2 separate regions of the Mus musculus genome follow, and region 1 is linked to region 2. The links are chromatin loops, found by intact Hi-C in ENCODE. Cell type or tissue: heart. All regions are shown on one strand.

Region 1 (8,000 bases), 500 kb before region 2:
CCTCTGGAAGAGCAGTCAGTGCTCATCCATCTGCTCAGCCACCGCATTCCCTACTTTGATCTAAAACAAACACCACATTCTACCTTTTCTTCAAGAACTGCCACTGGGATTAAGTTAGTTAGGATGGACTGGAGACAGCCTACACACAGGGACTTATGGACAGGTTAGTCTGCAGCATTCCTTATCTGGGAGATCAGAATGACGAGACCCTTTGCATATGCTCGGCCTAGGGAGTGGCATGATTACAAGGTGGCCCTGTTGAAGTAGGTGTGTCACTGTGGGTGTGGGCTTTAAGACCCTTATCCTAGCTGCCTGGAAGTCAGTATTCTGCTAGCAGCCTTCAGAGGAAACTGTAGAACTCTCAGCACCTCCTGCACCATGCTGTCTGGATGCTGCCATGCTCCCTCCTTGATGATAATGGACTGAACCTCTGAACTGTAAGCCAGCCCCAAATAAATGTTGTCCTTTATAAGAGTTGCCTTGGTCATGGTGTCTGTTCACAGCAATAAAATCCTAATGAAGACAAAGGACTTTTCACACTTCCAAATGTGACCTGCCAAACTTAAATCTTTACTATCTGGAGCTTTACAGAAAGATGTGCTGACATCTTCCCCTAGAAAAATACACATAAGCCTCCTCACCAAAGGTCTCCAGCTATATTGTCTTCCAGTACAGAAAATCATGCCTGCCTCAGCGTAACTTAGGACAAGGTAGCAGCTCAAACATTTCTGAAAAAGGAAAATTTAGAATTTAGAGACAGACTTGGGGCTGTAAGCCTGTAATCCCAGCTACAGCAAGATAGCATGGTCAAGTGCCTAACTTACATGGTACAAGTTCAGCATGGGGAACTTAGTGAGATTCTGTCTCAAATAATAAAATTAAAAGCTATAAGTGTAGTTTAGTAGTAAAGTATTTACTAGCCATGCAACGGACCTGAGTTCAATATCTAGCACCACACACAAAATTATATAAACTTTAATTATTTGTAGCTCTTCTGTTATTGCTTCATTTAAAAAAATCATTTTTTTACTTTTAACTCTGTGTGTAGGAAAGCAATGCACTTGGAGGTGTGGGACCCTTTAGATGGGAGTTACAGGTGGTTTTTATCCAATGCTCTTAACTGTTGAGGCCATTTCTGTAGTCCCTACAACATATCAGGGTTTTTGTCAATTAACTTGCCTCTCCCAGTCTCCTTTTTCTTTCTTTCTTTTCTTTTTCTTTTTTTTTTTTTGTTTTTTTCGAGACAGGGTTTCTCTGTGTAGCCCTGGCTGTCCTGGAGCTTACTTTGTAGACCAGGCTGGCCTGGAACTCAGAAATCCGCCTGCCTCTGCCTCCCAAGTGCTGGGATTAAAGGCGTGCATCACCACGCCCGGCCCCAGTCTCCTTTTTAATTCCATCTTTTCTGTTGTGTTTGGTAATTTGAAAGCATAGACTTATTTATTCTATCTATCTATCTATCTATCTATCTATCTATTGTGTACACACTCATGCATCACATATGTAGTGTCCTTCCACCATACTGGGCTCCAGGAACTGAAGGGCATTAGGCTTTAGTCAAGCACCTTTACCTCATAGCCATCTTGATGAATCTGATAACAATTTATAATGTTTTAAGCAAGATTAAGTTAGATATATGAGGCCCCTGGAGCTGTTTTTAAAGTAGATATAGGTAGTTTGGTGAAAGGGTTTGGTTGTTTTGATTACCCCAAGGCCTTATTTCAAAGTTCTCTGCTATCTTTTGGAAAAATAGTTTAGGGACCGATGACACTAAGTTGCTGGGAAATATGGTTATTAACATAAACAGAATTATATGGCCTGAGTTTTTTGGAATACCTGAACTATTTTTTTTTCTACAATGTATATTGCTTATCTGCTTGGAAAGCTGTTTTCATAAAAACAGACGACAAAGCAGAAGGATCTTCCCTACAACCTCTCTGACCTAACTCAACTATTCTCATTTAGCACTATTTGGTCAGGTTTTTAGTGGCTGTAATTGTCATGTTTGTGTGTGTGTGTGTGTGTTTTAAATTTTGAATTCACACTTAGGTTCACCACAAAGGTTGGCCCATGGTTACATTTCCACATAAAAGTAAACTGTAAATATGGAACACTGCAGGAATGCCAACATGAGTGAAAAGGTGTTTGCCTCAGTGCCTTCTTTCACGTGTTCAATCCAGTAATACCCAGTTGGGTCTGGTGGACAAAACACTTCTTGTGCTCTCAACCCTGTGAAGTAGGTACATCATGTTCTCAGAGGTTAAAATGTCATGGGGCAGCCTGGCCAAGGAAACAGGTGCAGGTGTTTGGGGGCGCCCGTAGGTGGGGGTGTCTATCAAAGCTTTCATTCAGTCCCCCCACCCCCCATCCCTGTCCCTTCCTCTGTCATTGACCTCCACAAACTTGAATTCTGCCTTTTCACCTCAGAAGTCGTGCTTGGAAACCTGAAGCTTTCAGGAAAGTTCCAATGGTGGGTGCCCACCGATCCGAGGCCCGGGCATCCACAGTGTGGCTCGCCCTCCCGAGACCTTGCGCTGCGGCCCCGCACTAACCTGACCAGGTCGGTCATGCAGGAACCCACCACTACCACCGCTGCTGCCTCCTCCTCCTGCCAGGGCCTCCCGGGCTCCCCACACGCCGCCATTACTAATCCTGCTCAACCCTGACGCTGCCCTTTGCCCTTTGCCTGACCCCGTAACCAGGGACGCCGCCCCGTCCTCCTTAACGACGCGGGCGTTCCACCCGCCTGTGCCGGTCGCCCTCCCAAATGCCCGAAATCTCTCCGGCCTTTGGCTAGTCCTGATCCCTCTGGGACCGGTGTTCCTGCCCCGCCTCACAAGCACAGGGCCCGGCCGCCACGGCGAGAATGACAGAGCGCGCCAAGCACTAGGCCAGAGCTCCCGGGAACCTTCAGGCGCTACCCGGTCGCCTTCCTCAGCTTCCGGCTTCTCGGCGCGGGGACGCGCACGCCCGGCCGGCTCCGGAGAGGGCGGGACGTCCGGGGGAGCGCGCACGCATCCGGCCCGCGGTTCGCGCGCAGGTCGGTGCGTCGGTCGGGGGCGCGCTCGGGTAACCTGTACCCCGTCTAGTCGCCGGTTACTGATCGGACTTAAGTTCCAGGTACCTGGACCCGGGCTGGTGCGGGGAGGTTGGATCTCAGTCGCACAGGTGGCGCAGAGAGCCATGTTTGAGTATGGCCAGAGAGCTAGCCTCTTCAAGAGAAGGCCCGCGTTCCAAAGATGCCCCGCTCGCCCCACAGCACGCGGATTCCCTCAAGAGCCGCCCCCAAGATCTGAGGCTTCTCTTTCTCCACGTATCTCGTTCAGTCCTGGTTTCTGATGAAGCCCGCCTCTTTTTGCACTTGATGAGGGCATCATACAATTTGGGAGAAAGGGTTGGATCCCTTTAGATTCTCCTCAGAATGGGTGGACATTCTTTGGATCGGAACCAATTCGCTCTCCCCGCCCCTCCCTGATGTTGCCCAGTGGAGAAATTGCTCCCCCACAGTAACTTCCCTCGTGCGCCATATGACGTGGACGTGATGCAGCAGGAGGCCACCCCTTTCCGTTCCATGACGTCAACGGGGGCACATGTTTCCGTGTTTGTCATCCTCTCCTAATTGCGAGAGCCTAGATGGTGCTTTATACGTCTTTGTGTTCCCCAGACAGCCTGCCCACTAAAAGACCTCATGTGACCTTATCTTGCGGCAGCAGATTTTTTTATAAAAATTATATATTTGCATCTTCCGTCTGCAATACATCAAAATCAGGAAATACAAATTGCAAAACAAGCATTCAAGAGAGGCAGGTCACCAAAATTTCCTGCTTCTCTGGAATCAGTTATAATGGTGCCATATGTAAAGGAGAGGTGTGTGTTTCTAATCCATATCCCTGCATATTGTACCAAAGAATCATCTTTTTTTTTTTTTTTCTCTTCAAATTCCTGATTTTGGAGTCAGTATAGTTTTTTTTTTTTTTAACTTTCATTTGTTAGTGAAGTCACACTTACTGAAACATCTTGAAGCTGCACAAAACCTTGCACTGTCAAAAACTTGTATTATAGCTGCTGTTCTGGAGATAAAGACAGAAATCCATTCCCTCAGGTGTGATCCTAACGTCTTGACAGTTGCTGAAGTGGAATGGGTTTTCATAATCACTAGTGTGGTTTGGCGTCTGGAGAAGGTTGTTTCCTTTGGCATTTAATTAGTGAATCATTCAGGCTAGTACCAACACTGGATCAGCAGGAGCCTAGTTGGTGTCTAGCTGTAAAGCAATCATGTGTATAAATTCGTGACTTTGTCTTTATATTTACCGAAGTGTATGCTTTAAAAATTCACCTTGGTGCTTTCTTTAGTGGCCATTGTAATTAATGCTTGAGAAGAGGATAGGAATAGTGGAATTTGAGAGAGCTCTGGACCTGAATTTCAGTCCTTCTGTTTGTTCTTTATGTGACATTAAATAAGTAACTTGATTTGGCTGGTCTTTAGCTTTTGTATTTACAAAATGGAAACAGTATTCATTAAGAAACTGTGTGTGTGTGTGGGGGGGGAGTGGATGTTTGTGCAGAGAGGTGAGTAACAGAGATCATGTGTGAGGTGTTAGTTTGATTTCTCTTTCTTGGAGAAATTTGGTGTAAATTAGATACTCTGAGGAAAAAAACAAACCATGGAACAGTTTTTTTTTTTTTTTTTTTGTCATAAGATATCCTTCTGCTTGCTTCTCAGATGACTCTGTGTGTTTTGAATGTGAAGTAAATGAGCATCCCCCTCCAGGAACTGTGACATAGTGGGCAGACATCAGGCAGGACTGTGGAGTTTAGAAAAGTCTTCAAAGTGATAGTGTGGGTGAGCCTACTGTCCAGAAACAGTTACCCAAGTCACCTGGAATGTGGGAATTAGAAACATGCCTTATACCAGACTGTGAAGATGAATGGCAAGGCTGCATATGGAAGTGACTTATAAGTCATGCCATGCTATAAGATATATGTATTTTTATGATAGATACTATATATAGGAAAGGAGACATTTGCTCATGTTAGATGTATTAGAATGTATGGGGAGGCCAGCTCCCAAGAGTCAGAAGACAACCATGTAGAGACTAAAGTATACTGTGTAAAGCTTAAGCACCTCACAAATATTTCGGGGGGGGGCATCATGGTGTCACTGTGTGTGTGTGTGTGTGTGTGTGTGTAACTACAATGATAAAGCAAACATTCAGTTTAGCAGAGCTTATAAATTCTTATGTGGCACAGTGCTTAGAAACCAGAACAGCAGGTACTCATAATTGTACCTGGATGGGAATGAATTTGCTTTCATTGTGGGATTAATCTTTCAGATGGAGAGAGACAGTAGTCATTTGAATTGACTTATTCACCTCTAAAGCAGTAGCTTTCACCTATTAGGAGTTCGTGCACACTCTCCTGCAGCTCCGTGAACATCCAAATCACATACGTGTGATTTATTGCTTTTGTATTATCAAGTGTAAAGACTTCGCAGTGCCAGAAAATCAAAGACTGAAAAGATTCAATTTGTCTTTGTTGCTTAATATCTGGACACGCATAAATCTCTGCCCTATGTTTTTATAATTTAAGTGTCAAGTACCTTTATCCCCCAGATTTAGCTGTATTTAACCCCTATGATTTGTGTGCATGTGTGTACATGGTATGTCTGTGTATAGAGTATGCATATATATGTGTGTGTGTACATGATTTGGAGAGAGGATAGTGTTGAGTATCTTCCTCTATCGTCCTTGACCTTAGATTAGAGAGAGGGTCTCTCACTGACTTTGGGCTTCACGGTTTTGGCTAGACTGGTGAGCCCAGGGAATCTGCTGAGTTGAAACCTGCAGTGCTGGGGTTATAGATGTGTGCCACTAGGCTGGCTTTTTACATAGCTGCTGGGGTGGAAGTCATGCTTGCTCAGGCTTGCTCAGCAAGCACTTTACTCACTGAACTGTTTTCTCGGGGCCCTCACCTTATTAGATTTTGAGGGTCTATTATATCTTCTCCATTGATGAATTTTTCTTCAGTTTTGCTTCCCTCACTCATTTCTTTAGAGTTATTTTAAGATTAATTTGTTTATTGAATCTATTATTTGAAGCCATATTCTGAGCATGGGTTTTAGTTATGGGCCAGTCCAGTATCCATGGTCCTGGTCAATATTTAATAAAGCTTGCTTCAAATATGGTCTAGAAAAAATTCCATTATTTGAATTTACCACATTATTATTCAGTAACATTATTAAATGTTACTGAATACTAAGTGTATGTTAACTGCCTTTGTTAAATGTAAGAATTTCAAGTTATAGTCTTTGTTGGGGAGAGTTAATATAATCAGGTAATTATAATGCTCCATGGAAGGACTTATTAAGAAAGGTGTGTGGGCTGTAAATGCTTTCTTGTAAGTAACAGTTGGTTGTGTTTGCTTTAGAGTGCTGTATGTTATCCCTGATCAAGCTCTTTGTCCTTGTGGGGATACAGGTGGGGTCCCTGATTTAGTGGACTTGGTGATGTATGTTTTGTGTGTTGTGGTTGCAGGACTGTTAGTGAACCTTCTCCAGCTCAACTAGATTAGAAGAGGCAGTTGGAGCTTTGAGGAGACTGAGCTACTGTGGGGAGCGTCTTTGGAAAGGAGGAGGGAATTGTACTTTAAGGGTTCCTTTCATTCCCCAAAGGCATGGCATAGGCCATGCCCCGAGTCTCTGAGCTGCAGGGATCTGGCTCCTGGAAGACTAAGTGGTACTGAGTCATAAAGCATTTGCTTGTAGAAGAGACAATTCTGTGCACCGTGCTAACTTACAGGGAGCTTGTGCTAGCTATATTTCTTAAGTTTGTTTGGTAAATTGATCACCTTTCTTTCTTTCTACTTTCAGTGGTAACTCATAAATCAAGTTAAAATGTCTCCAGAAATTGCCTTGAACCGAATTTCTCCAATGCTCTCCCCATTCATATCAAGCGTGGTCCGAAATGGGAAGGTGGGACTGGATGCTACAAACTGTTTGAGAATTACGGACTTGAAGTCTGGGTATGTACAAGAACAAACTCAACTTTTATCTCACAAGAAACCTTTCTTAACAGATCCATGAAAAAGGGCCGTCACAGAAGCTTTCATTCAAGTCCTGCTCTTATCATCTGCCGATGTGTGCCTGTAGTGAGTGTAGTGCATGCGTGTGCGTGTGCGTGCTCGTGATTAAACTCAGGGCCTCACACATGCTAGACAAAACTTGATTACAGAGTCACATTCCAGTGCCAAATTCATTTGGTTTTGTTTAATTCTTGACATGTTTTGCTTCTTGTTTCACAAGAGCATGCGCCCACATGTGGGCGTTATGGGCACTTTATTTCTAATGGGAATGATAATATACTTTTTTCTGACTTACCTCTTTGTGACTAACATGCTACATGGGTTTTAGCATGCATGGTTTCCTTCTTTGGATTGCTTTCTTGTTTACTGTAATCTAACATACACTGTAAGAATTGGGTTTAGAGGTGCTGTGTCTGACATCATTTGGTGATCTCCCTTAATACAAAAATTACAGTAGCTAGCCGAAATGAGTCACAGTGGGGTTGAAGCATTCAGTCTCACACCTGGATATGTTGTGTTAAAAAATACAAGACAAAAAACCCCAAACAAACCAATAAAAAAAATAAAGCAAAAAGAAGTGATAAAACCTGCCTCATATTTCATTTGGAAATAAGATTAGATCTACAGAAAACATAGAAAAATACCATAGGACATTGCAGTAGCAATCTTGGTTGTCAATTGACGGACCTGGCAAGAGCGACCCTCCGTTGAGGAACTGTCCCTATCAGATTGGTCTGCTGGGCATTTTCATGAGTGCTAAATGATAGAGGAAGAGGCTTAGGCCATTGTGGGCGATGCCATCCTTGGCCGCGTGAGCATGGGCTGTATAAAAAAATGTAGCTGAGTAGTAACATGGGGAAGCAAGCCAGAAATCAACATTTCTTCAATATCTGTGTCAGCTCTTACCTCTGGGTTCCTGGTGG
Region 2 (8,000 bases):
CTCGGAAGGCCTCCAGAATTTCAATAAAGTAAATTTCTGTTGTGTGAGTTTGCAGCCAGTCCCCCAGGCCCCAGGCCCCAGGCCCCAGCCCCTCCCCTCTGCACCCAAGATGGTTTTCTGGGAGACACTGCAACCCTCCCCAAACAGAAGCTCTCCTTTTAAAATCCCCTGTGTTCCCAGCCCTGCACACAGTAGGTGCTGATTGTTTGCTGACCAGAGGACTGGAACACTGAACGCACACACCTCTCCAACAGGCAGAGACAATTCAAATGTTGTTGATTTTTGCAACTGTCTTTCCTTCTGTTGAAACTTCCTGTTTCTGAGGAACGGAGATTTTTTTTTTTTTCACAGATCCCAGAGGGCGTCCAGTAAACCAAGAAGCTATTACTATTACCAAATTGTTCTGGTTTTGATGAGCTCAATGGGTGTGAATCAGAAGTGGGCAGACTACTGAGTTTCCCTTGAAATAGACCCCAATTAATCGTAGCAGGAGGAGCACAAATATGTTTGGGACTTTAGTGACTGGAAGAAGTGGGCAGTGATGGTCAAGGCCAGGTGGGGTGGCTTCACACTTCTGGAAGAACAGGGTCTGGGGACACCCCTGAAGAAGCCACCGTAACACCCGGGGCCTGTTTGAAGAAAAAAATCTCAAGGCTGAAAGTCCCTCCTGGAGTCTATGGCCTCCTGTGGTCTGGTTACTAGAAGAGGAGCCCAGTGATCTCCCCAGAGACGTGGAGGACTGGGACAAAGTGTGGCAGTCTCTTCACAGAAGCAGACGTCTCCCATTTGGGAAAAGGGACCTCTGGAATCAGATGGCATGCCTGAGAACCGAGGCTCGCCACGAATGAGTGACTTGGGCTTGCCTATTATTAAGGATGTCCCATGATACTAGCAATGACCACTCAGGAGCTGTGTCCAGACATCAAGCAGGGCATCCTCAGGTGTGACAGGAGGGTTTTCAGGTGGCCACAAACTGCAGTCACTCTGACTCTACTGCTGTTGACTGTGGGGTCTGCCAAGCTCTGCCCTCCATTAAGGTTCACCTTTTCCATTTATCGGGGCAGACACTGAGCTATCTCTGAGGAAGGATGAAGCTGGTGTGGCTAAGTCTATGAACCATCACCTACAGCAAGGACCAGTCTGCCAAGGTCATACTAGCCAGACCCAAATGCGAAGGATGTAGCCACACCTCCAGGGTCCCCTACTTTAGAATCTTGTGGACATTCCCTCTCCAAGAACATTTCTGTTTTCCTTGTGCATGTAAAAACATTTGTTTGTTTGTTTTCTCCTCAGCCCATGTGAGTGTGTGTGTGTGTGTGTGTGTGTGTGTATGCTCACTCATATACCACAGAGCACATGTGGAACTCAAGGATAACTTTTCTCTTTCCTAGGGATCAAACTCAGGTCAGCAGGCTTGGCAGCAGGTACCATTACAGGTCAGGCCATGTCACTAGCCTACAAGCATAAATCTAGCCATTGTTATTGTGTCTCAGGTGCCTGTCAGTTCCCTATGCCTCCTGAGCCCTTCTTCCAACCTTCCACTACATACTCTTCCTCCCCGACCCCCTCTCCTCCCCTCCTCTTCCCTTTCCTCCTCTTCTTCCTCCCCTCCAGCACCTTAAGAGCCCTTCCCCTACCTTCCTTCCCATGGGAGTCTTTCTTGGCCACTATCTCCTCCAATGGTGCCCCTCTGTTGTCTCTGTGTCTGCCATGCATTGAAATGCCTGTCCCAGGACCCTCTGCTCCTGCACACACCCACACATAGCAGTGGCCTCGCCTCTCCCCTTTGGGCCGTGAGCTCCCAGCCCTGGCAGTGATCTCTGTCTTCTGAAGCCTAGTCCTGGGCCTGAAGCATAATAACAACTCAATAAACGAGTGTCGAAACAATTAATGGCTTACTAAATAAATGACTGCGGCAGACACAAAGCCCATTCCTATAAATGAGTCACCGTGAGCCCCAGCCACTGGGCCCCGCCCTCACCCACTGACCCCAGCAAAACCCTCCCGTGATGATGTCATCATGACCCTTAGTTCTCAGAATCCTCCAGCCTCCTTCCTTCTCCTTCGTGCCTATCTACTTGCCATCCCCTCCCCCTCCTTCCCTTTCTCCTTCCTCCAGGGCACCATGTCTAAATAAGGCAAAACTCCTCCAGTGCTGGGGAGCTCTGGGGTTTTCATGCAGTCACCCAGGATATCGTGGGATGGGGTCAGGCCATGCTCTGCTGAGAAGCAGGACAAAGTTCCCCTGTAACATTGGCGGAGGGACAAGGAGACTTTGCTGCCCACCAGAGGGTGCCCTCAAGTTAACTGAGCAGGACACAGAGAGGATCTAACTCAGAAGGAGGCTTACAGACAAGGCAGGGGCTTGGAAGAGTGGATTGTGGGCTTGCTGGTAAGGGATTTGGCATTAAGACACCTGCACCTCGAAAGCATCCCTGGTTCTAGGATAGGCACACACACACACACACACACACACACACACACACACACACACACACCAGAAAATGGATTAGCACCACTTGTAGCAGCGCACAGCACACGCCTGTAATGATCCAGCTTGTGTTGACTAGACGGCTCAGCCTATGATGGCACTTACCACTAAGCTGGACCACCTGAATCTGAGCAAGAGACCCACATGGTAGAAGGAGAGATCCAGTTCCCACAAGTTGCCCCTCTGACCTTCATCTGTAGGTGTACCCCTATACAGAATGTAGAGAACATACACCTGTTTGCCCAGCATACACAGAGACAAATAGATACATGCAATTAAAAAAAAAAAAAAAAAAACCAAGTGTTTGGGAGCCTGAGGCAGGAGAATTGCTATGAGCTACATAGTGAATTGTTTTGGGTTTTTTTTAAAGCAGCTTATAAAGCTGGAAAAATATTAAAATATTAAAAATTCTGAATAAACCAAGAAAGATAGATCTATCCATAGATGTTTCTTGGCAGGTTCTTGAGGGGACCTCTAGCAGTGTGACCATCCCCACCTTCTCCATTCCTTTCCCAGTCTGTGTCCTCAAGCAGCAACAGTGAGTCCTGGAGAGTGGCAGTTGGGACATCATCTCCCTCCCCATCCCCCAGGTCTGCCACCAACCCTGGCACATAGTTGATGCCTCGTAGGCAGCACTGTGTAGTCGATTCTCCAAACTGGGACACCGCAAGAGGTGGGATGTTAGTAATCATTGGGTCAGGACAACAGTTGTCGTCTGGAACCATATTGGACAAACAAGTGACAGTCTGTTCTCTACCATATGCATAGATGTCTGTCTGTCTGAATGAGGTTCTGTCTGACACTCTGACTTCTATTATACAATGACTTGCTTCTTTGCCAAAACAGTCATCTGCGTTAAGTGATGCCCCCTTGTGTCTTGATGCTCATCTCTGCCTACTGCAGAGAGAGGCATCTCTCTACACAGAGAAAATTGGTAAGGCTAAAAACATCTCCAACCACGTGCCATGGTGGGAACTGCTGTATGTTTCATCAAAGTCAGAGTGTTCTAAGCCTACTGTGAAGCCCACAGTAGGGCCTGACAGGAGGCTGGCCAGGCTGGGTAGACTGGGACTAGTTAGTGTCTCTCTTCCCTCCTGGACTCTCATGTTTAGTTGGGCTCTCTCTGTTGGGCAGATGGAAGAGATGGACCCAGCTGGGTTGTAGTAGGCCTGAACAGAGCTGGAGCTCTAAGGAAGCTGTCTGGGCACTTCCTCAGCTAGTCTCCACCTATCCTACCATGGGACCAGTGCCTTGCCAGAGACAAGCCAGACAAACACAGCTCACTGCTGCCCTCTGGTGTCTGATTCTTCCGGCCCCGTTGCTCCTCTAGGGACAGCCACATGATGCTGTCTCTGAGCAGGGCCCATGAGCAGTCACCCAATGTGAGCATGAGAACGATAGTCTGTCAGTACTGATTCTGAGATAACAGACGTAAGATGGGACTATTCCAGGCTGGGTGAGCATATGGTTATCCCGTCTAGGCTTAGAACCATTTCGCGGTAGCCTCCAGAACCATCTCAGGGAACTGCCTGGTGAAGTCACCAAGTCACAACACATGTAAGTGCTTAGCAGGAGCATGAAAGAGTAAGAAGTCACTGGCTAATGTGGTCAGTGGTTGACTATTATCCTCTCTTAGGAGTTGCCGGCATCCTGGGAGCCCATTTCCAGCTGTTCGGATGGGATAAGCTGCACCCAGAGCTATCGATAAAGCAGGAGTGGGGGGATCTGGTCTTTGGGTGGACTGAGGTGGGTGCTTCTGGGGCTCAGTCATGTGGCATGAGCAGTAAACCCAGCAGTCTGGCCTGTGAGTGGTCCAGACACCTTCCCTCTGGAAATTTGGGGCCTTGCCAGGACAGGGGATAGACAGGGAAACTTCATTCTCACTGAGATAAGGGCATTTTTGTGTCCGCTTTTGTAGTGGTCCTCCTGTCCAGTAGCTGTGTCCCAGTGCTAACTGGGGTGATCTTTGCCCTGCTGAGTGGCCAGCAGGTGTGGGTGAGCCTCTGTCCCTGCCTTCCTCTTCACATTCTGCCCCCCATCTCCTCCTCATGGCCTCTAACCCCATCAACCTCAGGCCTCTGGTAGGACAGCCTCAGGGCCTTTGCTAAGCTGCTGGTCCCCCGGGGATCTCTGGTAGGGATCAGTGCAGGATGACCAGCGGCTGTGCCACTCATAAAAGCAAGTGGGGTTTGGTACAGGTACAGAGCCTTGAGCCCCACCCTCTGAAGCTGCCAATTACAGGGAAGGTGCCAGTGACTGAGGCCAGGGTAGAAGGACCAACTCAGACATCGAGCAGGAGATGAAGGTGCCTCAGGGACAGGACACAGAAAGAGGAAGGACAGAACTCATAGGGTCCCCATATGGGTCTCAAAAGGCAGAGACAGGAGTCAGGGACTGACAGAGATCATGGGCTTCCAGGGGCAAGGGTTCGGGGGCAGAGTCTGGGTGGCTGGGACAGTGTGTGTAAGTAAGTAGGTTTGATTCAGAGGCTTGTAAGGACTTTAGCAAAGGCAAGAGGAGGACGCACAGCTTTAGAAAGAATTCTTATGGTCTAGGAGAGAGGGCTCAGGCTGGGTGCCTTGTTTGAGGAAGAGGAGAAAGCTTCAAGTTGGTTTTGTATTCCTCAAACCTGTTTGCCCACATCTTTGGCATCTGTGCCCCATGAGGAAGCTGCAAGGAGCTGGGCCTGTCTGGGCCTGAGAGTGGCATTCTTATTGAGGCCATGTACTTCCTGCAGATGTTCCCTACTGAGGTCACAGGCCCCTCTCGAGGACCTTCTTCCTGGTCTTTGCTCACTAAAGCAGCCCAGAACCCCACACCATAGCAGGCGGCTTTGCTTTCTTCCTCCCACCTGCCCCTTCCTCAGTCTTCCTCATAAGACTTCCTGCCTACACACACTCACACTTGAGCCTTGCACAGCCAGCCACACACAGGCGCCTGCAGTCTTGAGTCTGAGAGCTTGGGTTTGAGCTCAACCTCTACCATTCACCTGCAATGTGGCTCTGGGCAGTTTGAACCCTTTGTGCCTCAGTTATCTCATCTGTGAATTGGGGATAATGGGATGTAATGACGCTTATCTCATGGACTTGTCATGAGGATCGAAGGAGCTGAGGCAAGTGCAAACAGCTCAGAGGGCTCTGTGGGTGGGAGGGGATCTACTAGTACTGTTTGTATCCCACACAGCACTTAGCCAGGAATAGAAACATGCATGGCTGGTATGAGCTGTTCCTCACTCATTCCAGAACCATCTATAGGGCTGCTGGGTGCTGGGCACTATTCTACACATGTGGCAATAGGAGTCAGCGCAATCCAAGATGCCTGCCCTCTTGAAGATGCCATTCTAGGGAAGGAACCCCCAACAACACCCATCTACCAGCACACATTCCCACCTCCCTCTGGAGCTGAAGACCCTCAGGCAGGAAGGTGTGGCAACTCCAGGCCTCTGGAGGTGCAACTCGTAAGCACCTCCCAATCATCCTGTGGCCCAAGAAGCCCTTGAGTCAGAAAACAAGGTCACTCTGATCCTGGCTAGGACACGCAGAGCATTGAGGCAAGAGAGTGCAATTATTAAGTATAATTGCCCATTTTACAGATGAGTAAATTGAGGTCCAGGAAGGTTTAACTGCTTTACCCTTGGTGGTACAGCTGGCCAGTAACAGGGTTATTCAGTCAACAAGTATTTATTGAGCTCCTACCTTGATTTTGTGCCACCTGCTGTTCTAGGCCCTAGGGATAGAGTCTCTGCCTTTTGTGGCAATTCTGTGAGTTGCAGGAGCCCAGAAACAAGCATGTTTTAGAGAGTGGTGTGTTTCTAGGCAGAAAATGATACTCTGGACCAGACAGTGGGTGGAAGAAGGAAGATAGCAAGGGAGACCCAGGAAGGTGGCATTTAGCTGAGTCACCATGCAGAGAACTCTAGCTACAAACTGCCCTACATGGTGACCCAGATTAAGGGTGACCGAATCATCCACCTAAAAAGCTAACAAGATTGGAGGCTGGGCCCCTCCTGAAGAGAAGAGATTTTTCTGAACCCTGTGCTGAGTAGCTGGTAAAAAGTACACTGGGACTCCTTTGCTTTGTTCTTTTAGTAGTCTCTCTAGTCTCTGTGTCTCTGTCTGTCCCTTCCTCCTCCCTCGCTGCCTCTGTGTATACGTGTATATGTGTGTCAGAGGGAACATTTATGTTAGTTAGTTATTAGTTCGTTCGTTAGTTAGTTAGTGACTTTCACTGACCTGAAATTTGTTAAGTAGGCCAGGCTACCTGGCCAGCAAACACCGGGGATTCCTCCTGTCTCTGCATCCCCATCTGTGGGTATAAAAGCGTTCACCACCATGTCTAGCTTTTTCCACATGGGTTTGAGGGAGCAGGGCTCAGACTCAAATCTCTGAGCTTGCAAGGCAAGCAGTTACTGACCAGGCTATCTTTTCAGCCCAAACTACTTTTTAAAGAGCAGTTTTAGGCCCCAAGAAACTGACTACAAAGTACTGATGGTCCCGAAATCTCCATTCCCCTGCATATGCATTGCATGTGTCACAGCCAGTGAAGTCACGTGGGAGTGTCATGGTCACCAAAGGCCTACACCTTAGGGCTCAACTTGACATCTGTTCTCTGAGTTTCGCTAAACTCTAAGGACAGTATTTTGTGTGGTCTGGAGAGTGGTATGCGAGAGCTGGGGTTGTGGAGTTCAGTGAATGAGTTTGTCAGGGTTATTGCAAAAGCAAGAGTAAGAAAACAGTGAGCAGCCAGTAGAGAGGAACGTCAGGACATCAGGTGGTGCTTACAACATGCAGTTGAAACCAGCTGAGGACTCTGAGACTGTAAGCTGGAATCCAATTGTTCCCTCCGTGAGTGAGCTTCCGACTTCCCATCCTCACGGCAGCTTTACGTAACCGAATAAACCGTAGCAAGAGCTAGGAGACAGCTTGTCTTCTAACTGTTCTCAGGGACGTGGTGCGTTTCTAATAATTTTCAAAAATTATAATTACAACATTTTACTCTTTCCCTTTCCTCCCTCCAACCCTTCCCCTGGACTGCCTTCCTATCTCTCAAGTTCATGACCTCTTTTTCAATTGTAAGTAAATATAAACATACACATATAGACATGTGTATATATACATATGTTTGTATATGCAGGTATATGTATATGCATGTATATTTGTATGTGTCTATGTGTAATTTCCTAAATATATAAATGCAACCTGCTCTGAATAATGTTCCTTGTGGATATGTTCCACCTCTCCTGAGCATCCTCTCCGTTAGCATACCTATTGATGTCATCATTGTTCAGGTCTTAAACATCCGTGTTGGGGAGACTTCATGGGCGCAGCTTCTGACATTTCTTTCTTATTTATTTATTTATTTATTTATTTATTTATTTATTGAGACAGGGTTTCTCTGTGTAGCCCCGGCTGACCTGGAACTCACTTTGTAGACCAGGCTGGCCTCGAACAGCTTCTGACATTTCTTATTGATTGATTGATTGATTGATTGATTGAGACAGGGTTTCTCC

Evidence for each region. Hi-C counts contacts between places; a loop is a spot of excess contacts. Peaks named below come from ENCODE experiments on the same cell type or tissue, not always from the same donor. Only the 100,000 strongest peaks of a DNase experiment are listed, where the experiment ranks them.
Region 1: it touches region 2 in a loop (5-fold over the local background); 10 of 42 quality-filtered maps call a loop at or near these places.

Annotation. Positions count from the first base shown.
Region 1 is chr5:31,694,961-31,702,960 of GRCm38, forward strand. Rbks (ribokinase) reads right to left here and starts at 2,650. Exons shown (of 8, transcript NM_153196.1): 1 at 2,550-2,650. The coding sequence starts at 2,641. It overlaps Babam2 (BRISC and BRCA1 A complex member 2), which reads left to right and starts at 3,090. Exons shown (of 12, transcript NM_144541.1): 1 at 3,090-3,117; 2 at 6,866-7,017. The coding sequence starts at 6,890. In heart, no CTCF peak of the experiment used is centred here; DNase peaks (open chromatin) are centred at 3,011 and 3,541; H3K4me3 peaks cover 2,060 bases; H3K27ac peaks cover 1,822 bases.
Region 2 is chr5:32,194,132-32,202,131 of GRCm38, forward strand. No RefSeq gene overlaps it. Among named protein-coding and RNA genes, the nearest start is that of Gm36732, 13 kb to the left of the region's middle. In heart, a CTCF peak has its summit at 3,792 (motif pointing left); DNase peaks (open chromatin) are centred at 2,110 and 3,780; H3K27ac peaks cover 1,054 bases.